Linked DNA regions of Homo sapiens: all the other regions are linked to region 1. A link is a loop called in an ENCODE intact Hi-C map of the cell type or tissue named here. Cell type or tissue: B cell. All regions are shown on one strand.

Evidence for each region. Hi-C counts contacts between places; a loop is a spot of excess contacts. Peaks named below come from ENCODE experiments on the same cell type or tissue, not always from the same donor. Only the 100,000 strongest peaks of a DNase experiment are listed, where the experiment ranks them.
Region 2: it touches region 1 in a loop (14-fold over the local background); 9 of 110 quality-filtered maps call a loop at or near these places.
Region 3: it touches region 1 in a loop (8-fold over the local background); 2 of 110 quality-filtered maps call a loop at or near these places.

What each region holds. Positions count from the first base shown.
Region 1 is chr5:56,682,092-56,690,091 of GRCh38, reverse strand. No RefSeq gene overlaps it. Among named protein-coding and RNA genes, the nearest start is that of C5orf67, 80 kb to the right of the region's middle. RefSeq lists an enhancer at 3,335-3,484. In B cell, no CTCF peak of the experiment used is centred here; DNase peaks (open chromatin) are centred at 3,161, 3,511 and 5,491; H3K4me3 peaks cover 1,385 bases; H3K27ac peaks cover 6,554 bases.
Region 2 is chr5:56,585,127-56,593,126 of GRCh38, reverse strand. All of the region lies in intron 1 of C5orf67 (chromosome 5 putative open reading frame 67), which reads left to right. Among named protein-coding and RNA genes, the nearest start is that of C5orf67, 17 kb to the left of the region's middle. RefSeq lists enhancers at 3,858-4,117, 4,248-4,327. In B cell, no CTCF peak of the experiment used is centred here; DNase peaks (open chromatin) are centred at 66, 2,796, 4,056, 5,086 and 1 weaker place; H3K4me3 peaks cover 1,711 bases; H3K27ac peaks cover 5,520 bases.
Region 3 is chr5:56,761,177-56,769,176 of GRCh38, reverse strand. LOC105378979 (growth/differentiation factor 3) reads left to right here. Exons shown (of 3, transcript NR_172721.1): 3 at 1-2,782. Among named protein-coding and RNA genes, the nearest start is that of MAP3K1, 50 kb to the left of the region's middle. In B cell, no CTCF peak of the experiment used is centred here; DNase peaks (open chromatin) are centred at 2,056, 4,856, 7,516, 7,626 and 1 weaker place; H3K4me3 peaks cover 914 bases; H3K27ac peaks cover 4,410 bases.

The sequences.
Region 1 (8,000 bases):
GGAGGCTGGGGGAGGACAGCAAGGAAGATCAGAAACAAACATGTTTAGAAAAATGTCCCCATTTTTCCACCTCAGGAATTGATTCTCAGAGTATGGTAAAATGCTTCCCTCCCCCTGAATGACAGTGAACCGAAAAGCCAGGACAGAGGTTTCTGTGTTAAAATGTTAATGTGAAGTCTCACTGTATTTTGAGTGCTTAAGGGAAAGCTAATGGGAACTTTCCAGGGAAGATGGTGGGTGTTGCTAACATGAAAATATGTATGAGAATTCCTAAATGGAGGCTTTATATGGTTCAGTTGGAGGATAATGAAATCCTAGCTTGTCGGGGATGGGTGGGTAGGGCAGAGGATGGGACTGGGTGAGAGTGGGGAGAAAGGGTAGAGAAGAAAGCCTGCTTTTGGACTCTGTGGGCTGGGGAGCTGCCTGTGTGAAGGGTCTAGAATGAAGGCTGATGGGGAAACAGAGCAAAACCGGGGCAGTGCCGGATGGAGAAACTTAAATGGCTGGAGAGCTAGACAGGAGGGAGGCCCCTGCCCAGAATGAGGATAGAAGCGTGGCACTGGACATGGAAAATACCAGGGGTTAGTTGAAAAAACAAAAAAAGAAATAATTCTTGAAGGACCATACTGGGAAGGACCTGTGGATTGAAAGGAAAGTGGCCTTTCAAAGTCCCGGTGAGTGATCATCAGCTTTGAACCTGTGCCAAGACAGTCAGGGTAATGGTTGCTTGGCTCTTTCTAACCTTTGTAGCTAAGGCCACGGCTGCCCAATTTGTCTAGGACTTGGGGGACAATCTTGTTTTTGCAAAGAAACTGGAACCCAAAGTTATAGTCCACAGTCATCATGGTGACCTGGGTTTTCAACTCCACTGCAGGGCCTGCTCCATCTTGTAACTGGCCTTTTGCCTTATTTCCTTTTGACTAAAACTCCATTTTGGGCCTTAGGAACTGCCCCTTTGTTTTACAGTTATATTTGATTGAGTACTGGCTACTGTGCTGGCACTCAACCTCACTATCTCATCTGTTCCTCATAATAACCCTATGAGTAAAGCAATTATTCCCAGTTGATAGATAAGAAAACTGAGGCTTACAGAGTTTTTGTTTTCTTGCTTGCCACAAATTATGGGTCAGAGCCAGGGTTTAATCCAGGCATTTTACCCCCAGAGCCCAGTGCTCTGGTCAGTGTCTTTCCCCCCTGCACCGGCTTCAACATTCAATCTCTGCCCTAATTCTTTGCAGCCCTGATTACACTGGGATGATCCTCCTGTATGTGCTGCTTTTAGTCCAGCCATTGAATACCTTCTACATTGTCTGCCTCCCTCATCTTTTGCTGATGATGCTCAGGGGTCTGCCTGCTCCCTGGGTCATGGTCATCTGACATGGACTGGTCCTGCTGCTTAGAGAGAACTCTGCTGGTAGTCCCTGAGCTCTCCTGCAGAGCTCCAACCATAGCAAGGTTCTCTCTGACTTAATCTGCAGTGAACTGGAGTTATGTGGGTGTACTCATGAGGACAGGCTGGAAGCAGTGTTCAGCCAGATAAGATGTGCACTCAGGGTGTGATGTTGGCTGGAGTGTAGGATCAGGCCTTCAGTGACCCCAAGTAGAAATGAGTCCTGTAGATTTTATTTCTAGATGAGCTGAGGAAGGACATTTTCCCCTTTAACGGTGAATTGGGGTCACTCCTTATGGGAATTTTTGGTATGCCTTGAAGGATTCTGCAGCAATTCATCTTGCACATGGCCTGCCCTTGGAGTGTGGGGCCTGGGGCTGTACACTGACATCCTGTTTTGGTTGGGCAGAGGTTCTTAGCCCTCGCCATTCATCACAATCACCTGAGTAGTTCCTAGGAACAGCTGAGCCCTGCGAGGCATCCTCAGAAGTGCAGCTTCAGATGGCCTGGAGTGATATCTAGACATCCATAGTTTTATAGAAATGTGCATAGAAAAGTGCAAAAATCAGGTGATTTTAATGCCCAGCCTGTGTTGCTAACCCCTCATGTGCTGGGTGGTTCTTGGGCAGGAACAGGAGCAAGGCAGGGTGACCTGATATTTTGCACTTTTTTATGAGATGCTTAGTTAGCTGTGGCCACAAAAGGAGACAGAGGAGAAGCTCAGCAAAACAAAGTTTATGCTCACAGGTCCTCGTGACAGGAGGCATGGTCGTGCCATGCAGGGGCACATGGAAAAACACCAGGGTGGTAGGAAGCAGAAGATAGGAACTGGGGGAAGATTTGGCCAGTGCCCCCAATAAATGGGGTTTTCATGAGAAAGGCAGGGCAGGGTAGACAGTTTAGGATTGGCTAGTTTGAATTATTTGGGGCAGCCTCTAAGATAGAGGGGTGGCCCCTAGTTGCCTGATACCTGGCCCTGGGTTAATTAAGGCAGAGGAATATTGCCTCCTTGGGTGCACAGGCAAGACTGGGTAGTTTTCTTATGAAAGGCTGGATTGGCTCATTTTCATATGAAAGGCTGAGCCCTTTGCCATCTCTAAGAATTGACTAGCCCCAAGAGAAACAGCCTCTTTCCAGCTAGAAAATAAAATAAAATTACACACACATGCGTGTGCACACACACACACAAAACCTGAGAAGAAAATAAATCGTTAATGTTGCTTTGCATTGTGAACCTTGAATATTGAGGAATGTAAATCTGATCAAAAAAAAGAAGGCTAGGCTCAGTGGCTCATGCCTATAATCCCAATACTTTGGGAGGCTAAGGCAGGAGGATTGCTTGAACCCAGAAGTTTGAGGCTGCAATGAGCTGTGATCCTGTCACTGCACCCCAGCCTGGATGACAGAGTGAGACCCTGGCTTAAAAAATAACAATAATAATAATACATAATAATTTTTTAAAAATTTAAAAATGAAAAAGAGCCAGGTAGATTCCTTAAAGTGTCCCAGAATGCTAGAGGAAGCTCACCATGTACTTGAAAGGTACCATGAGCCAGAGATTTAGAGAGGACACTGTAGCTGGGAGGCTGTTCTATGGGACTGGGAGTTGCTCAGCAGCAGCATGCATGAGGGAGCGTGCTTGGCTGGCAGGCTGCAAACTCTGAATTCTATGTGAATGTGGCCCCCAAGTTGCCCTGAAGCTTTGGACTGTTGTCTAATGAACTGCTCAAATGTGTTCAACTCTAGTAATCAGAGCTGCAAAGGCAGAAATGTGCTGGTGGGTGGGGGTGGGGGGGTGGGGAGAGAAATTTGGTAATTGGTTCCAGCCTGTGAAAGGCCAAGTAAAAGCGTGGATCATTATTTAAAGTGCAGTGGTCTTTGGATGATGGTTATGATGGTCCACATTTGATGCAAAAGAAAGCCAAATATATTTTAAACAGGATTCAAGAAATACAAAGTTAAGGATTTTCTTAGCAGAAAAGTAGAAAAGTGTGCATGCTGTTTACTTAGTTTTGCTCACATTTTTTTTTTTTTTAACTTTTTCAGTTCCTGTTTTTTAGCTTTTGTTTTTAAGCCTGTGGGCTCTCAGGGTCAAACTTAGGTTAATTGACGTGTTTTTTAAATCAAAGTTTTGAGATAAACCAAACTTTCATAGCTAGATAGTAAAGCCCTGATCACAAGGGTTTTAAAATCAAACAGGGGGTCTTTGCACACACGGAGCTCTGTGGCTTTGTGTCTGCATATGCATATGGCTACGTGTGAAGGCAGGAGTAAATGTTCCTTCAACTTGCTGAGCCTCCTCTGTAAATTGAGGGGTTTGGAACAGTGACCTGTAACTACAGAATATGGGCTAACAGTTGTTGGGCGCTTACTGTATGCCAGACACTAAATTCTTAACATGGATTATTTTATTTACTCCTCACCATGTTCCTAGATGTCCATACTATTATGATCACTGCCTCTGTTTAGAGATTAGGAACTGAGGTTTAGGGAGGTTAAGTAACTTTCTCAAGGTCACACAGCTAGTGAAGGCTGGAGCTGGGATTTTGATCCCAGACCCCATGATGATAATCACTCTGCTTACATGACCTCCCAAAATAACTTTGTCTCCACTTTGTTAAGATGAGTTCTCCAAGGCCAGCCCTCCACTGAGCCTATTTCCTCCTAGCCAAGTTGCGTTTTGTCATCTGTGCTGAGACATGAGTGGTTACACTGGGTCATGACTGTTAGGCCAACAGGTTAAGCTAATTCCAAATGTGGATAACTGAGTAAGAAGGACTTTAAGTTAGCTTTTCTTGATAACAGGAATGTAAGACTGTGAGCTGGAAGGAACACTACAGAATGAATCATTTTCATTAACAGCAACTTGCTGGTGCACCCATGTTCATAGCAGAGCTATTCACAATAGTCAAGAAGTAGAAGCCACACAAAGTGTATACGGATGGATGAATGAATAGACAAAATGTGGTATTTGCATGAGTAGAATACTATTCAGCCTTAAAAAGGAAGTTACTACATGGATGAACTTCAAGGACATTATGCTAAGTGAAACAAGCCAGTCACAGAAGGACAAATACTGTATGACTTCACTTCTATGAGATATCTAGAGTATGTGAAGTCATAAAAATAGAAGGTAGAAGGTGGCTGCCAAGGGCTGGGGAAGGGAGAAACAAGGAGTTGTTTAATGGATAGAAAATTTTAGTTTTGCAAGATGAAAAGGTTCTGGAGACTCATTGTACAACAGTGCAAATATACTTAACACTATTGAACTGAACAGTGAAAATGGCTAACATGATTAATTCTATGTATATTTCACCACAATTAAAACACAAACAAATAAAAGAATAAGTAACATTCTTGATCTGTGCACTGAAAATTGGTCTTAAGCCAAAATAACCTTACTGTCACATACCTTTAAAGAGATGCTTACAGTCTTTCTTTATGGGGGGAATTGTGAACATGAATTTAATGATTTGTCTTGAATGTTAATTTATTACTCTGAGTTTATTGTGCATCTATAGTGGTTAGAGGGCACAATAATTGTACCTACAGCATAGGGAATGTACAATGCATTTGGATCACTTAGCATAGTGAAAAATAAAATATTTGGAGAAATGACAAATTTTAAAAAGCAATTTTCCAGTTTTAAAATAGAAATACATAGTTTCTCCAAATTAATGCACTGGCAGATTGCTTTTTCACCTTACAGAATCTCTAAACACATCCACACGATTATATGAGGACCAGAACTGTCTTTCTGGATAACTGAGTACAGAACTATGCCAAGCCTTCCGTATAGACTAGTGAGCAGAACAAGTCTTCCTGGATGAACAGCCACTTCTGGGAAAACTAGGTGGAAATGCAGATTCAGCAACTCACAGCCCGGAACCTTTAGGTAAATTTTAACACAAGAGAATTGTCTCATGTACTGGCAGTAGCTCCTTCTGGAATGTATGCCCTGATGGACTTCATTCAGGGCAGGTTGCTGAAAATTTGTGTAGGATGTAAAAATCTGAATAACAGATTAGGAAGGAGCCCCAAGAAACAGTGTGGTTCATCAAGCTGCAAAGGCAGGATGTCTAAGTTTGGTTCCCCAAAAGCAAGCCCGACAGTAGATCTCACGTGCAGGTAGTTTATTTAGGAGTTGAACCCAAGAAGCAGGAATGAGGGGATGGAGAGAATGTGGCAGAAAGGAAAATATTAGGGTATGTTATCAAGGCTGATGCTGTGGACAACGGGAGCATGGTTACCCTGGCGTTCTAAGAAGTGCATGGAAAGTCTCCAGATTGTCCTTTGTTATGCTGGAGCCTGGGGCACTTCTTCACAGTTCTCACGCCTCATTGCTTGAGGATTTCCAAGCTGACTTGAAAGTGGCCTGCCTGGGCTCCCACACCTTCACAGGAGGTCCTGAGGCAGAAAGCAAGAAAATGACCTGAGATTTCTAGAACTCAATGCCAAAACCAGGGCTGAAATCAGAGGTGGGCTGAGGAGATGTGATGTGAGCACAAAGAGTTGACTGGGAAGTCACTTAATATGAGTCCTTGTAAGCCACTCATATTAAGTCCTTGTGGCATACATGGAGAAAGGCAGTGTGGTGTAGTGGTTAAGCCTGTGGGCCTGTATCAGACAGCCTAGGTTTGAATCCTGATTTCATCAACTTTATCAGGCACATGTTCTTGAAGAAGCCACTTTTCTTAGTCCATTTGAGCTGCTGTAACAAAATACCTTAGACTCAGTAATCTGTAAACAGAAATGTATTGCATACAGTTCTGGAGGCTGCAAAGTCCAAGATCAAGGAACTAGCAGATTCAGTGTCCGGTGAAGGCTGCTCTCTCTGCTTCAAAATGGTGCCTTCTTGCTGTGTCTTCACATGGCAGAAGGGGCAAGGGAGCTTCCTTGAGTCTCTTTTATAGGGGCACGAATCCCATTCATAGGGCAGAGCCTCATAACTTATCACTTTCCAAAATGCCCCACCGCTTAATACCATCACACTGGATATTAGATTCCAGTATAAGAATTTTGGGGGTACACAAACATTCAGATCATAGCAATGCTTAACTTCCCTATGCCTTGGTTTTCTCATCTGTGAGATGGTGCTATAAAAGCTTCCTGGCAATGTCACATAGATGGTCTAGATCATCCAGGTGGCACACTTAGCATTCTGGCAGTTATAATGATACAGCAGGTTGACTTTCCCAGGGCCTCAGAATTACTTAGAATGACTCAATCAGAAAACCTGCTGTGTAAGCTTTTTGTCAAAATCCTGAATAAGCCCAGACCAATATGTCAGTGCTGGAAAGGATTAATGGCCTTAATTGATGGCATGGAAATAAGACTTTTCATCCACTCATCTAGGATGGATTTGGCAAATTCTGTAGAAGATGAACGAGATGCCTTGTTTTTTAAACTAGATTTCCACTCTCACCTTTTTAAGGGGCCTGCTAGTTTTCCCTGTTGACAATATTCCTTTAAAACACCAAATCCCCATGATCCACGTGACATGAAGAATTGCCCTGAAGGTACAGCCACAGGCACCTTCAGCCTTACCCCTAGAATCATTCTTGCTCTGGAGGATGCCTATACCTTAAGGAGATGCCTCTGGTCCTTTCTACTAGGTTTTATGGTTTTAAAAAATTGTACAGTGGACATTTTCCTGCATTTTGGAGGGAAACAATCTGGAGAGGCTGTTCAGGAATGGGCAAGACTAATATCTCTATGGCCATAGACTCCTGACAGAAACATCGCTGATGTGGTCCCAGGAAGTCAGTGACTGATATGAAAATCCCAAATTGAATTTTAAGCCTGGAGTTTAGCCATTTTCCCTCTATTGGGAGTTTTCATAATGGAAAATAATACAAGTTATTCTACTAATTCGGAGCATTTTTGCATTATACAACTTCTCTTGATTATAATGGGTGACTGAGGAACGGGAACCCCACGGGGGAAGAGAAAATTAAGGCCCTGCAAAGCCTAGCAAGATACTGTTGCATGTTTCCTTGGTGAGCTGCTCTGAATTTTTGCTTATATCCTTCTCTCTTTGGTTTAAGATTGGGTGTTCAAATCAGCAGAATCACAAAATAAAAGCCAAAGGAGATGGAGAAGACTGATATTACTGAGTGTGTGGTTTGAAACACTTGGGTTTATTCTGTCAACCTTGACCAATGGGGTATGTATATTTTAGGTTATGATAATAACATATAACTATGAAACTCCTCTATTGTTAGTTATCATGTCTGAAACTTTCCAATCCTAACCCTAATCATCTTCCCCTTCCACTGAAACAACTATCTTAATATCCCAGTTTTTGATAAAACATAATATTTAAGAATCTACTATCACATTATAGCAGAACGAACGGTCCTGTTGGATGTTTTAGGGACTTAGTTCCAAATACTGCGAAAACTTCTATCTGTCCCCTACAATTGTTTGCTATTCAGTGATCCTGACATTGTTTATTGCTCAGGGTGGTTATGACCTGTGTTACCATCATGCTATGTTAAAGTTCAGTGGTGACCTGACCTGTATTCTAGTGTTCAGAGCCATCATTTTGCATTAAGTAGACACTCACTGACCTGCAGGTGTTTTTAGTTTCTGCCCACTCTTTGTCTAA
Region 2 (8,000 bases), 97 kb after region 1:
CCTGATGTGGGGTATTGTTCTTGAGGGAGAGCCCTTGCACCTGGTTCTGCATCATTCTAGAAACTCCGAGCAGCCTATTTACTTTTGAGGACTTCCTTTTCATCTTAGACGAAGGAGTTCGTTCCCATTTCTTGCAGCTTAGAACACTTACAGACACAGTGGATAATGAAACCTCCCAATTCAGCTTCAGAGAGCTCCAGAAAGCATTTTCAATCTTGAGTTAAAATTCTAGGGCAGACTTTGGGATTTATGAAGGAAGGTCTGAGTGGCCTGAGAGTCAAGCTTCCCTGAGAACCATGGTGAGCCTGTTCGGGTAATAAAAGAAGTAAAGCAATTAATATTACTGCATGAGCACTCACAAAATGCCAGCTAGATGTTCTTATCTATATGTTTCTCATAACAATCTTGTGAAATAAACATGATTATCCTCATTTTGTAATAGGGGAGGCTGAGATACAGGAATTGTAATCAATTGTCCAAATAGTAGGTGTTGGAGCTGGCATTCCAACTAAGGTCTGTCTGACTCCAATTACTGGTACATCAGGCTGCCTCCCAGTGGTTTGGTCCACATGTGGGGGCACCTTCCATGTGTCAGACATGAGGATAATCGTGGCCCATACATGCCTTTGTGGAAGTTAAGATCTGCTGCAGGAGATACAAACTAATATGTTGCTACAAACTGTGAAGGAGAGGAATAATGGGACAATATAGTAGAGAAACCTGCCCTAGATATGAGTGTCTGTGAAAGGAATTGGTTTCTCTGAAGGGGTGCTCTTTGAGCTGAGTTTTGAGGGCTAAGAGAAAACTACTTTGGATGGGAGACAGAAGAGCTTTCCTAGCAGGGAGAACTAAGTACAAAATCAGACATACCCCATGCTTGGTTTGTACCCTGAGAACTCCCCCAAGTACAGCAAGCTGGCCTTGTGATTTAAATGGTCTCTGCTCTATTAAAGACAGATACAGAAGAGTAATGAAAGGAAAAGGCTAAGAGTTCCAAAGTCACAGAAGATGGAGGATAAACCTAGTTCTTGGGTAAAATGTTTCTGGAGCCACCTGTCTGCCCAACGTCTTATCCTATCTTGGGAAACGAGCCCCCTCCTGATTTCTGAATAAAGAATGAGAAATCGGCCGGGTGTGGTGGCTCACACCTGTAATCCCAGCACTTTGGAAGGCCAAGGTGAGTGGATCACCTGAGGTCAGGAATTTGAGACCAGCCTGGCCAACATGGAGAAACCCCGTCTCTACTAAAAATACAAAAATTAGCCAGGTGTGATGGTGTGCTTCTGTAATCCCAGCTACTTGGAGGCTGAGGCAGGAGACTTGCTTGAACCCAGGAGGCAAAGAGTGCAGTGAGCTGAGATCCTGCCACTGCACTCCAGCCTGGGTGGCAGAGCAAGACTCTGTCAAAACAAACAAACAAACAAACGAGAAATTGGGCTGACGACAGCCTCACAACAGTGTCAGACTTTTTGCTGGCTGCTGCAGGCATGTGGTTACCAGTGAGGGAAGAGGGGCGCAGCACACATGGAAGCCTGTCATCTATTTTATATGGGCTTAAGAGAGACTCAGGTGCACCAGACTGCTGGGTTCTATTTCTCTGGACACTGCCCTTTTTCTTTCTTGGTCTCCTTGGAGATGCTCCTCATCAAGGTATGTGTAGCAGGATGATGTTGTAAATATTATTCCTATTTTTATATAGAAATTTTAGGGGTAAAAATCCAAATATAAGGTCCAAATGTATGGTTTGAAAAGCCAACATCGCCGATTTTTGTCGATTAAAATCCCATGTGACATTAAGGTCAAGCTTTAAAGTCACCGCCTCCAGGAAGTCTTCCTTGATTATCCCAAATAGAAGTGATGTCTCATCCTGTGGACTTCCTGGTACTCTACAGGGCACCATTCTTGGGGCATAGAGCATGTCTGCTTTGTATGGTTGTTATTTGGGTCTATGTCTTCTTATCTTCTCAGCTCTAGTGAAAGTTTAATGAGTAGAGGCGCTATGTACCATATGGCATTGTAATGATCAAAGTGTTTTGTACATAGGAAATGCTTTCGGAAAAAAATTGCTAACAGAATGGCAGCTGAAAATCAATTTCTTGGCCAGGTACAGTGGCTCAAGCCTGTAGTCTCAGCAATTTGGGAGGCTGAAGCAGGAGGATTGCTTGAGCCCAGGAGTTCGAGACCAGCCTGGGCAACATGATGAAACCCCATCTCTACAACAAATACAAAAATTAGCAAAATTAATTGAGCATGGTAGTATGCACTTACAGTCCCAGCTACTCAGGAGGCTGAAGTGGGAGGATTCCTGGAGCCTGGGAGGCAGAGGTTGCAGTGAGCTGAGATCACACCACTGAGCTTCACACCACTGCGCTTCAGCCTGGGCAACAGAGCAAGACAGTGTCTCAAAAAAAAAAAAAAAAAAAGAAAGACAATTAACTTTTAGTAAAAGCCTTCTTTTTTCATGATCATTTGAATGCCTACCATATTTATTTATATTTAGAATATTGTTGTTATATTTTATTATTGAGGAGCTAAAACAAGCATTGAAAAGACAGGGCTTGGTACCTGTTATGGAGTGAATTGTATCTTCCCCCTCCAAATTCATGTATCCTAATCTCTGATACCGCAGAATGTGACTGCATTTGAAGAGAGTCTTTAAAGAGGTAATTATTGTTAAATGGGGTCACTGGAATTATCCCGCTAGGATTACCAACGTGACTGGTGTCTTCATAAGAAGAGAGTAGGACATAGACATGTACAGAGGGAAGAGCATGTGGAGACCCAGGGAGGAGGCGATGGCCACCTACAAGCCAAGGAGAGAGGCCTCAGAAGTAGCCCACTCCTTGATCTTGGCCTTCTAGCCTCCAGAATCGTGAGACAATAAACTCCTGTTGCTAGCCTCCCAGACTGTGATACTGTGTTATGGCAGCCCTGGCAAACTAATAGAGTACCTATGATTTTGTTTATTGTGTGGGATAATCAAGGAACTGAGCCCTTTATTAAAGACTTTAAATATGCCTCTACAGTATAATGTGAGATAGGAAATCTGGATTCAAATCCTGGTCCTGCTACTTGCTCACTGTGCAATCTCAGACAAGTCACTTAACCTCACTGAACTTTGATTTTCTCAGTTGTACACATGTGGAAAATGCTATATTTAACTTGTGGGGTTGTGGAAATAACTAAAAAAACAGCATAGAGGTGCCCTCTTCCCTCACCCTCCTGTGGTGGATACTCACAGAATGGAGGGAAGGACCCTGGTGTCCTGTTTCCCAGCTGAGCACATGGAATTCTCTGGTTGCAACTTGAACAGCAACCTGAGAGATGAAACGTGAGCTAGCCCAGCACCCCACAGTTTGAGGCAGGGCGATATGGGTGCTTGCTTCCGAGCGAGGGCATCTCTGGTCCTGGATGTCCATTTGTGAGTTTACAGGCAGGGCAATTTGCCCATTCCCCAGTCATTTTCACAGCAGCTGGTGTCATAAATTACCACAATCACAAGTCCTCTCAAAGCGGGGCATTCCTGACATGGAATGAAGACCTACAGCCCCAGAGCATCTGATGAGATTGGATTTGTCAATAAGGGCAGTAGCCAGGCCCACGGGTGTTTGAGTACAAACTCTGGGGTCAGCAGCTGGGGCCACACCTTGGGAAGCTGCCCACTTTACTTAGGTTGTTTGCAGTAAAGTAGCTTCCGCAGTGGTTCTGAGGAGGAGGCTCCCGGCGCTCTCCCTAGGCGACATTCTGCTCCATGCCTGGATCTGGGCGTCCCACCCTCTCCCTGGGGTGCTGACAGTCAGAAACCCAGGCGTGTCAGGAAGAGCTCAGAGTTGGGCAAGCTCTGAGAACCATTTCAGCTCAGTGAAAGAGGCCGGTTAAGTTTTTGGTTTCAGAGGAGATACTTTCAGGGGGGTGAGAGGAAAGGGAAGAGGCCAAGATGCAAGGTCTGGCTGCCATTGGTCAGGGTCAGCCTGGGCTGTGGTGTTAAGGGGGTTTCAGCAGCCACTGTTGTTTCTGTTGCTCTGGCAACCAGAGGAGAAATACACAACGCCCAGTGCAGGTGCACAAGTGTTGAGTGCAGGCCCATTTCCTCCAATCGGCCCCAGCCAGCCCAGAGGCAGCGACCTAGGGGCTCCTCCCAGGATGGCTAGCTGAAAGTTTTGGTGTGTGGAGGCTGAAATGTGGAAACTAAATTTGAAGGGCGTTGACTACAGGGGCTGTGGGCAGCACCTGGTGGCACCCTCCCTCTCACGCAGGAAAGCCGGGCCTGGGGCTTGGATGGGTCAACTGGATCTCCTGCCTGTCCCTAGTTGGTTTTCCTGCTTCCGGTGGCTGCAGCCCCAGCAGCTACATCCTGGATCCTATTGAGGAAGCTTGGTGCTAGGTCAGACCCGTGACTTGCAGCTCCACCCTGGAGCTCTGGTGCGAAGCTGTGGCTGCCTGGGAGGGTGTGAGGGTTCCCTTATTCTGGTGCCTCCCTTTGCTGAGCTTGCAGCGACCCCCGACCCCCAAGCCACTCTGCTAGGCTCTCCCTCTGTAAAGGTCTCTGATTAACAGCCCTGGGGACTGGTAGACACAGGTTCAGATCTCCGTCCCTGACTGATTGAACTTCTTTGAGATTCTGGTTTCCTTACCCATGAAGTGGAAGTAGTCAAACCCATCTCAAAGATTTGTGAGGAAGAAGTTTCTGTGAAAATACCTAAGGCAGCACCTGACACATAGTAGGTGCTAAATAAATGGGGTCTTTGCCTCTTGCGTAAGAGCCAGAATTCAAGAGGCCTTGATTTCTGATGCATTTGCACTCTCTAAGCTGACAGCTGGGCCTATTCCCTTGCCAGGAGTTTCAGGACCAAGGCCATCCCGCAAGCCCAGTCCATCAGCACTTCCTGAAGCTCTCTCTTCTCAGTATATCCAGAAACTCTCCACTCCCACCTCTCTCACTGCTACCTTATCCCAGCTCCATCACCTCTTACCTGGATTACTGCAGCTGCCTCCAAACTAGGCTCCCTGCTTCTGTCCCTGACTGCTCAAACTCTTCCTACTCAGCAGGCATCCTGCTATGCCAGTAGTCATCAGATGGTGCCTCTCCTCTGTTCAGAGCTTGCCAGAGTCTGCCTTTCTCATTCTGGGCCCCGCTTCTATTACCTCATTTCCCACCGCTTCCCTTTACTCTTTCTACTCCTGGCCTCTTTGCTGCTTCTTCAAAGTAAGAAGCATGCTCCCAAACAGGACATTTGCACGTGCTTTTTCCTCTCCCTGGGTGTCCACTCTGATGTCCTTATGGCTCATGCTCGCTTCCTTCAGCTTTCCACTCAGCCTTCCCCTTCTGAGCAAGGGCCTCCCTGACCACCCATCTAAAACATCACCCTCAATCCCCATCACTTCCTACCTCCCTGCTTGCTTTTTCTTCATATCCCCTATCATAACCTGAAATATACATTTATGTGTTTATTTTTGTCTTACTCTACCAAATGTAGGATTACCAACATTTCCTATCAAAGTGCAGGAAATGCGGTTTCTTCCTGTTGAGTCTTCACTGCCTAGCCAGTCTTCACCTGGCTCTTTCTTCCTGTTGAGTCTTCACTGCCTAGAACAGTGCTTGGCATACAGTAAACACTAAATGAATTTAAGTTGAATAAATGAATGAATGGATGGGATAGGGGAAAGAATATATATACATGTATCTACATATATTTAAATCTACATTAAGTGAAAGTGTTCATATATTTAGTTATACACATATATTTCTCTAGGGATATCTCCTTCGAAGAGAACATATGGAGATATATATATATATATAGATACACACACACACACACAAACACATATATCCTGAGTTGCTTCTGTCAGTACAGTACAGTCACTACTGTATTTGGGTGGCCTGTCCTAGCCCTTCTCTCAGATGATGATAACATTCTTGGGGCATTGGCTTGGGTGTAGGAGTTGGTTGGTGTGGGATCTGTGTAGACTCTTTGTGAGAGACCTGTGGAGAGCTGCATTTGTGTTTGTTGATGGTGGGTGACTGAGGTAGGCTTGTTGGGGGGAGGAATAAGGACATCGAGGCTATTGGAGGAGGCAGGAAGATGGAAGGGAAGTCATTGAAATAATCTTATGGCCATGGGTTTGAAATTAGTATCTGTCCATAGAGAGGTAAATCAGAGGCATCCAACGGGGAGGAGAATATCTCCAATCAGGAGGTGCTCACACAGTTTAGCGGCTTCCTGTCAGGTGCTCCCGGTGACACTCTGGGTCTTTTCTCCTCTCCCCCATAATTTTCTTTAAAACACAGTGTAAAGATAAGGGTAAGAATCACTTCAAGTAATGTGAGAAAACTGTAAGGAAAGAGGAAAAATGAAAATGCTGCCAATGGCAGGAAACGGCACATTTTAATCTTCTCAAACTAAATGGACTCCGCGTTGCATCTGGAATTGTGTGTGCTTGATAAACCTAATGTGGAAGCCCTTTGCTAAACATCTGACAAGAATCAGCCTCTCCATGAAATGTGAAAAGATGCCCCCACCCAGTTGTTAAGAGGCTGCATAAGAGAACAGAAAAAGTTTGCGCAGCTAACACAACACGGGGCTTGCCAAAATCATCCTGCCCTAATTCTCTTGTCAGCAGAGCCACTTTTCTGAAGAGCTAGCGACTCGTGACTTGGTTGCTGGATTCTGCCTGCCCTTCCTGCTGTGTATCCCCCACCCCACCCAGGACCCCTGAGCAGAGCACACCCTTTCTCTGTATTTTCACTTGTTGGGTATTCTTCAGGGCTTGAAGCCTCAGAAATTCCGTTGAGAACACAATGCTCTACGTTCAGGATGTGAACGGCTACAAATGTCGTATTGCTTATCTCGCTCTGTGCAACACCCAGCAGCTGCTGGCCTTTAACGAGGAGGCGGCACAGGGCTCAGGGAATCATCCTGTGTGTGCTTTGTTCTTGCATTTTGCAGCTGATTTAAGAGCAAGAAAGGAACAAACCCCATCTGATGTCTTTACTCCAGAGATCATCTCACATCCTTCCTAGGGCAGGAAGAGCAGGTGACTGGGACACCGGACATTTGGCAAGCTGGTGGCTTTCCTGCGTTGGCATGCTTTGCCGGGGTTTTCATGAAAAGACAATGACCTTTACAAAAAACAATGACCTTTGCAGAGATCTCGAAACCCTGGCAACTCAGCAGCAAACTCAGTTCCAAAAGCGTTCCTATTGCCTTTCCCAGCAGAGTTGAATAATTGGAAAGTAAAGAAGGACTTTTTAAAAATCACCAAAGTTTTTGGCAAATTTTAGGAGCTCTTTCCCCCACCCTGTAATTAAAGCAGAAGTAAACAGTAAAAGAATATCAAATTGCAGCTCGCTTCAGGAATAGATGCCCAAATAGAGCTGCTGCTTGTCCTAACCTGTGCTTTGAGACAGAAGGACAACCTCTCTGGGGAGCACTCCAATAGGTCCCCAGATCTGACACATCAAGATTAAGACATGAAGATTTGGAGCTGAGAGAGGAGAAAGGGTGAGTCATCTGGGCATTATCCAAAGAAAGAAAAAATGTCTTCCTCTTTCAAAGTTGCCTTCTCTGCACCATCCCTGAGCCCCTTCTGGTTGTTGGAGGTCATCTCCTGCATGGTACTACCTCACCTTGAAGGGGTTCTTAGGTCCAAGGCGATCAAAGCAGTCCTGCTCCCTGCTACACAGTGTGTGTGAATACTGTGTCAGACTGACTTGGTCTGTGTCTCATCCACTCATCAGCTGGTAACCCCAGACAAATTGCTGACCTTCTCTAACCTTCAGTTTTCTCAAGTCTACAAAGAGGGAACAATAGTATTTACCTTATAGGGCGGACATGGGACTTAAATGAAACAGTGTAAAGTTCTTGAGGCATAAGAACCACTCAAGCATTGATGTTACATGTATCAATAGTTAATTTCTTTTTACTGTTGTCCCATTGTATGTACATATCACGATTTGTTTATTCATTCACCTGTTGATGGATGTATGGATTGCTATTGCA
Region 3 (8,000 bases), 79 kb before region 1:
TCATTGTTAAGTTGCATCTTTAAAAATGAAAATTTGAACATATCAAATTAGCCAGTTGAATTCTTTGAGCTTATCAAGCATTTTTTGTCTTATAGAAACTCTTAATATAACAAAATGTGACAAATATATTTAAGTTTCTTTTCTACATGGGGGTATTATATGGATAAGTCCATCTCTGACTTTATTGGTTCTAGGTTTCATATTTGGTCATCCCCATAAAAAGATCATACACACTCTGCCTCTTGTAGTTCTTGTGTTCATGGTCTTATTTATACATTAATACTTCTGGGTAGGGAGAGCTGGAGGCGCCCAGGCCACTTGTGTCTAGGCCTGGCAGTGCCAATCTCTGGCCAGTCAAATGTAAGTGGGAGTCTGCAGGGTTTCCAAGAAGGCTTCTACTTTGGAGTTGAGGGCCTAGTTTACAGTAATAATGTACTACATTACTGGGGGCAATGTAACAAAGATGGCAAAGCTGGAAAGAGTACGGGTTCCTTAGGGCAGGGATTGGCAAGCTTTTTCTGTAAAGGGACAGATAGTAAATATCTTGGGCTTTGTAGGCCATACAACCTCTGTCTACTCAACTCTGGTGTTGAAGCATAGAAATGGCCATTGAGGAAATGTAAATGAGCATCTTTGTATTCCAGTAAAACTTTATTCACGGGCCCTAATATTTAAACTTAATGTAACTTGTCACAAAATATTCTTTTTTCCAACCATTTAAAATAGGTAAAGACCATTCTTCATTTTTGAGTTGTACAAAAGTGTAATGATTGGCCTGTGGGCTGTAGACTGTCAACTCACCTTAGAATATCATTGAGCAGGTGGGCCAATACTAGCAGAGACTTCTAATTTATGAGAAATTGTATCTCTAATTAGGCCACTGTTCGTTTGGTTTTTTGGTTACTTGCAGTCAAATACATTCTTATCTGATACAGGTCTTTTTTTTTTTTTAATAGCCCGCTGTTCTAACCTTTTATTGACTATTTGAACTTTCATCCACCTTCATTTGGGCACTATTTTTTAAATCACATGTTAAATTTCCTTAAGCCTAATAAGTTTTTTCTAACATTCTATTCTAATCCACTAATCTTTGTTCATTTTCATGTCCATATTAACTTAATTCCTATAGTTTTAATGTATACTTAGGATTCTGAAAGAATGTGTACCATACACTAAGTTGTTTTTCTCATGGAAGATGTCTGAATGTCTATATCTTCCCACCCATGAACATGATATAACTTTACATTTAATGGAGAAAAAGATCTGAATGAGTTACCTCACTTTTATTTCATTTAAGCCATGGCAATTTCTACTTGGATTATTTCTTGGTGATCTAGTTTACTGTTTTTAGTGTAAATGGAACTGTTAACTGGAATTACTTTTATGGCATCAGTCCACGTTACTCTTCCAATTCTGTAATGAAACCATGTAGATTCAGAGCATTGTTTTTTGTCCAACATGGAAGACCAACTCAGAGTTCAGTGCTTTCTGTCATTCTACTTAGTCTTTGGAAGGTGCTACTGGGCAGTTTTTTGTTCTGTTTGAATTAGGTGTTATTAAATGCTAGTGAGTCCTTAGACTTGACATCATCTAGAGCAGTAAAATGGTGTTATGTACAACTATTGGAAAGTGGATTGAACCTGGTTGCTGATACCGATCTAAGTGGTTTGGATTTGTGTATATTCTAAGCATCATGTTTTATGTCAATGGGAACCCAGAATGGAGGCTCAAAATAAGTTTAATCTGCATGTGCAGACAACTCCTAAAAGATAAAGAAACAGAGGTAGTAAGTGGCAAGACCTGGGCAAGAGGAGAATGCCAGAGCCTCATCTTCAGACTTACATTCCAACAGGAATGGACTCGTGATGACATGCATTTTGAGGAAGCATACTTTGTGCTTTGGTACTAGTTCTCAAAGGGGCTGAGGTCTGAGAGACAAACAGCCATCAAACCAGGTACAAAGAGGGTGCAGGCTGAGTGAAGCAGCACCCACAATGGCCTAGGGAGGAAAGAGTAGGAGACGGCTGTTCAGCTAAGCAGAGAAAGCTCAATAGAGCTGGCATGTGGGGTTTGCGGTGGGAGGAGTTGAGTGGGTGGGCAGTTTTACTCTTCTGGGCAGAGTCCACAGCATCATGTGAATTCAAATATGTAAATTGCTTTCCTTCATGTAAGATGAAAGATCACTTCTCTTTGGTGACTTGAATGTATTAATAAAAAGCAACAGGAATATCTACTAAAGCTGAATACATGCATACCCTATGTTCTATCAATTTCATTTCTAGCCACATATTTTACCAAAAGATATAGCAGCACTACATGTAAAAACCCCAAATTGAAAACTACCCAAATGCCCATCACCAGTAGAATACATTGTGGCATACTCACATAGGAGAGTACTATTTAACGAGGAGAAACAAAGTAGAACTCTAAATGAACTGATAAATCCCACAGACATGTTGAGGGAAAGAAGCTAGATACAGGGTAAAACATAGCTGTATGATTCTACTTAGGTAGAGAACAAAAATTGGCAAAAGTAGGACGAACACTTCAATTCCATTTATATTAAAGAATCCAGAGTGGTAAGATTCATAAAGACAAAGTAAAATGGTGGTTGCCAGGAGCTAGAGGGAGAGAGGAATAGGGAGATATTGCTGAGTGGGTATTGAGTCTCAGTTATGTGAGATGAAAAGAGTTTTGGAGACGGATGCTGGTGGTGGTTGTACAACAATGGGATTGCACTTAGTACGCTACTGAACTGTACACTTAAAAATGGTTAAGATGGGCTGGGCGTGGTGGCTCCTGCCTGTAATCCCAGCACTCAGAGAGGCCAAGGCGGGTGGATCACTAGGTTGAGATGGAGACCATCCTGGCCAACATGGTGAAACCCCGTCTCTACTAAAAATACAAAAATTAGCTGGGCGTGGTGGTGCACGCCTGTAGTCCCAGCTACTTGGGAGACTGAGGCAGGAGAATCACTTGAACCCAGGAGGCGGAGGTCGCAGTGAGCCAAGATCATGCCATGGTACTCCAGCCTGGCAAGAGAGCAACTCCGCCTAAAAAAAAAAAAAGATTCTAAGTTTTAGATATATTTTACCACAATAAATGTTTTACAAATGGCAAAGCAAATGTTGTTAGATTAACATTACTGTTAGCTGACGGTAGGGTGTGGGGTGCAAGTATAAAAGGAGCTCTTAAGTGTGGGGGATGTTCTGACCCTTAATCTGGGCAGAGGCCTCAAGGGTGTGTTCAGTTTGTGAAAATTCATCAAACCGTATACTTACGTGCATGTCTGCATGTATTTATATTTCAATAAAAGTTATCCTGGAAGGAAAAAGCAATGGGAAGCTTTAAAGTGAATTAATTTGTAATAGGTTACACTATTGAGTGTCTGGTGCAAGGCATTCTTCTATGCTCTTACTATCAGGAAGGTGCTGTCTTATGAAAGAGGAAACCGAGGAACAGTGGTTTATTGAGGTAAAAAGTAGCCATCTACAGATTCCTAGTAGGAGAAATCTCAAATGCTTCTATATACATCTCTAGAGAAACATTACCTACTCAGTTTACAATTTTTCCATCTTTAAAATAGAAGAATTCTAATTCTTAAAACTAGGCCCTGGCATTAAATTGCATGTCTCTTGGCTGGAAGGAAAAAAAAGACATTCTCTAATTTGAACTGGAATAATGAATTTTCTCACTTATGTTAATTTAAAGGTAAACTGAGATCATAGGATGCGTGTTAACTCTGGATAGTTCAAACGCAACCATGATAGGCTTATTTTTATCTTGGAAGTAAATTTTTAAAAGAAAATTTAGGCTGGGTGCGGTAGCTCACGCCTGTAATCCCAGCACTTTGGGAGGCCGAGGAGGGCAGATCACGAGGTCAGGAGTTCGAGATCAGTCTGGCCAACATAGTGAAACCCCATCTCTACTAAAAATACAAAAAATTAGCTGGGCGTGGTGGTGTGAACCTGTAATCCCAGCTACTTGGGAGGCTGAGGCAGGAGAATCACTTGAACCCGGGAGGCGGAGGTCGCAGTGAGCCGAGATTGCGCCATTGCATTCCAGCCCGGGTGACAGAGTGAGACTCCATCTCAAAAAAAAAAAAAAAAATGAAAATTTATCATAGCTTTAAAACTTAAGGTGTGGGAATCAAACTAGCAATGCATTTGAAATTTTTCAGTGTCCCAAATCATATTTCACACAGTTTTGGAAAAAATACATTTTTAAAATGCACTAAACATACTCTTTCCCTTTTCTTTCTTTCTTTTTTTTTTTTTGAGAGAGTCTCACTCTGTTCCCCAGGCTGGAGTGCAGTGGTGTGATCTCGGCTCACTGCAACCTCTGCCTCCCGGGTTCAAGTGATTCTCCTGCCTCAGCTTCCTGAGTAGCTGGTATTACAAGCATGTGTCACCATGCCTGGCTAATTTTTGTATTTTTAGTAGAGATGCAGTTTTACCATGTTGGCTAGGTGATCCTCCTGCCTCAGCCTCCCAAAGTGCTGGGATTATAGGCATGAGACATTGTGCCTGGCCACTAAACGTACTATTTTCTATCAAAATATGACCTTTTCTTTTCTTCATCTCTATTTATTTTACTGAGTGAAGAAACATTCTGCTAAATCTTTCCTGATGGATCCCTGCTCCCCTGTGCCTTTCTTTTGTGCTGCTGTCTTTATTCCCACATTTGTGTCTCTCACGCATGTTATCCTTCCTTGTTTAGTCTTATTGAGCTTTGTGACAATACCTGCATCCACCTTCAACCTCCACCACATCTAGTTGTCTCTGGCTGGCTGGTCAGAACTCAGAGCAGCCGTGGGTGGATCTGCTGCAGTACAGAGAGGCCTGTGGCCATGGCTGGCTGCCCAGAGCCCTGTTCTCTGTCACACCTGATCAGATTTTTGAGATACCACCTCGCCCCAGGGACTGGTTCTGGTTAAAATAAGATGCTCGGGAACACTCTTTCATAGAGAGTGGTTGTCAACGAGGTTGTGCAAGAAGGAGAGTCATCCTGGAAAAGATAAAGGGAAACAACAGGAAATGGAGAAGAAATGTGGTAAGGGATTAGTTCTTATCACAGTTAAACTAGTGCATCTTGCCACTGTATCATCGAAAATATCTCCTGTGACCAGCACTTTACAGGACATCTGCTGGTAACTGCCACTTATTTCACAATCCTGAATTCAAGGGTGCCCATGAGAGAAGAATACAGTATCTGTTGAAATAGACTCCCACATGAAGCCCGTTGTGCTGTCCCCATAATTTTCACTCGAGTCCAAGGCATGCTGACATATTTTAAATGGGAGATCTGTGTGCAACCTCATTCACTGCAGACTGCAGACAAGTCATTCTCCTGCTATGTGGAAATCTCTCATTTCCCTTCCCTACTGTGTCTTTGGTCAACAGTTATAAACTCTCCCTCAGACAGCTGGTTGTGTATTAAAGTCTATTTATAACAGTCAATGGACAACTGATTGTTTATGGGGAGTCGTGGCAATTTTTGCTTAGGAAAGACAATTGGGGCATTTCTTCTGTAGCAGAGCGGGTTCAGCCGCTGGACTCCACAAACATTGCCTCACTTGTCTCCTTACATTCTGTGGACTGAGGTTACCCCAGGTGCTAATGGTGAATTCAAACCCAGCAGACTGCTGGCTGGGTCTTCAGTCAAGGGTCTTGGGGGTTAGACAATAGAAAAAAATGAAACAGTAATACCTTGTGAGGAACAAAAAAATGCAAAAGTACCCATATCTATGAGGAACAGTATACCATACTCAAAATTTTCAGTAGTTTATGAAACTGTAGATTTCCATCCCCCTAACCACAGTTCTGGATTATGGGGTTTTTTGTTTTGTTTTGTTTTTGAGACAGAGCCTTGCTCTGTTGCCCAGGCTGGAGTGCAGTGGTGCAAAGTTGGCTCACTGCAACCTCTGCCTCCCGGGTTCAAGGGACTCTCCTGCCTCAGCCTCCCAAGTAGCTGAGATTACAAGTGTGTGCCATCATGCCCAGCTAATTTTTATATTTTTAGTAGGATGGGGGTTTTGCCATGTTGGCCAGGCTGCTCTGGAACTCCTGACCTCACCTGATTCTCCTGCCTCGCCTCCCAAAGTGCTAGGACTACAGGCATGAACCACCGTGCCTGGATGCCCCCTAACCACAGTTCTAACTAAAATATGATCATATGACAACTTTTTAGCATTGAGAAAACTTCCTATTCTGGTGGGTCTTGAGGTGCTTTTTATTTTTCTTTGTAATTTCAAAACTTTTTTTTCAACTAGGACAAAAACAGACAAAACTCATTTAAATCTCATCATTAATCGATAGTGAAATAAAAATGCTAATGGGAAAAAATGTGGATTTCTAGAAAATGTCTTGCACAATATTTTTCTACTAGCTCTGACTTTAGTAAGATGGTTTTGAACTCTTCCTTAATTTTTGGAAAAATGGAATGGGTGATATTTAATTTTTAAGTGATGTATTAGGTTTGTTAATATAAAAAAGAATATAGAAAAAATTAAAATGGTTTATACCCTCCCTGACTAGGTAACACTTGTTATGTTAGTTACTTGCTTATGATTAATAAGCTTAACTGAGCACAACATAAAAACTAAACATAATCATTATTCATATTACTAACCCAGAAAAAAATTGTGTGCAGATAGATATATCTATATCCATGGAGGAGTTTTAAACAAGTATATTTAAATGATACAATGACTTGGTCTACCTCTTGGTTTGCTTATTCTGATTCCAATTTATTCCATTTTATCTGTAAATCTTAGCATATCACATTTGTCTTATTCTGTCTTCTCCAGAAGATGTTAATGAATTACAATTCAAACATAATGTTATAGGTGATTTTTAATAGCTAAAAAGTTTGAGGATTTCAGAATTTTCAGTCACATTGTTTTCAAGTCAGTAAGTTACCCCTAAGTGACTAGTTATCTAATTTTTAGTGCTTTTGCTGCATTTAGTAACTTTCTGAAGTCCTGTTTGACCCATATTTTTCTACGTATTCTTTTTAGGGCCACTTTAGGAAAAAAGCAGTCTTGTGTTGCTGGAATAATTTGCTCATAATTCTGGATTAGTCTGAGACTGCTTTTTCATAAACAGCAGGTGAAGGCCCATCCATTTGGCTCAGGAGGTCCTCTCTGAGGAGATTTGGTCCTTGTGCATTTCTCTCTCGGTCTCTGCTCCAGCAAAAGGTAAATTAATAATGAGGTGCAGATGAATTGAGCCAAAGCCCTTTTAAGAGGAGCCTGAACAGCAATACCATGGTTTCAGTTCTTATATTCTGCTTAAAGTCTTAGATTCTTCTGGAATGTAAGACTACAAAAATGTTCTGTAGAGTCTGGAATCAGTTTCAGATTGTTCAGACAAGATCATCGTTCTTATTCCTGGTTCCCATCAGAGACAGAGCTGAAGGTTGAACTATTTAAAGCTTTCCTTGTGGCCACATTGACATTCAACTGTCAGAGATAGGAAGAGAGTACTGTCAATTCATCCCAAATAAAAGCCCTTTTCTCTGGGTTTATCAGTTAAAAGTAGTAAAAGTTTTGCGTTGATTGATGCCTCTGAGCTATTTGAGGTGTCGATAAACAACCAAAATGGGAAGTTGAAGACTTAAATAGGTCAAAAGAAGTTAGTATTTTCAGAATTGTATTCCATATGTGAATATAGAACACACAAGGGAGTAGTCAATATAAATAACTGGCACATAATTTTAAGCAAAAACCCTAGATAATCAGTTGGGGGCTACATTTTAATGTGGTTTTACCAGTGAACAAATCAGTGAGGTTTTCCCTTCCAGCAGTTAAAGTGCTTGAGATTTTAAGGAACTGAACTCTGAGCAAAAAGACCCACATAATACAAGTCTTCCACAGACCAAGTGTAATGTAACTTTTAGAAAACAAAAGCCTCAGCTCCTCAGGGCCAGCCGACCTCCAAGATACAGAATGACCCTCTCTCCAGAACACACTCTTCAAAAGCCAGCACAAATGTCTGCCA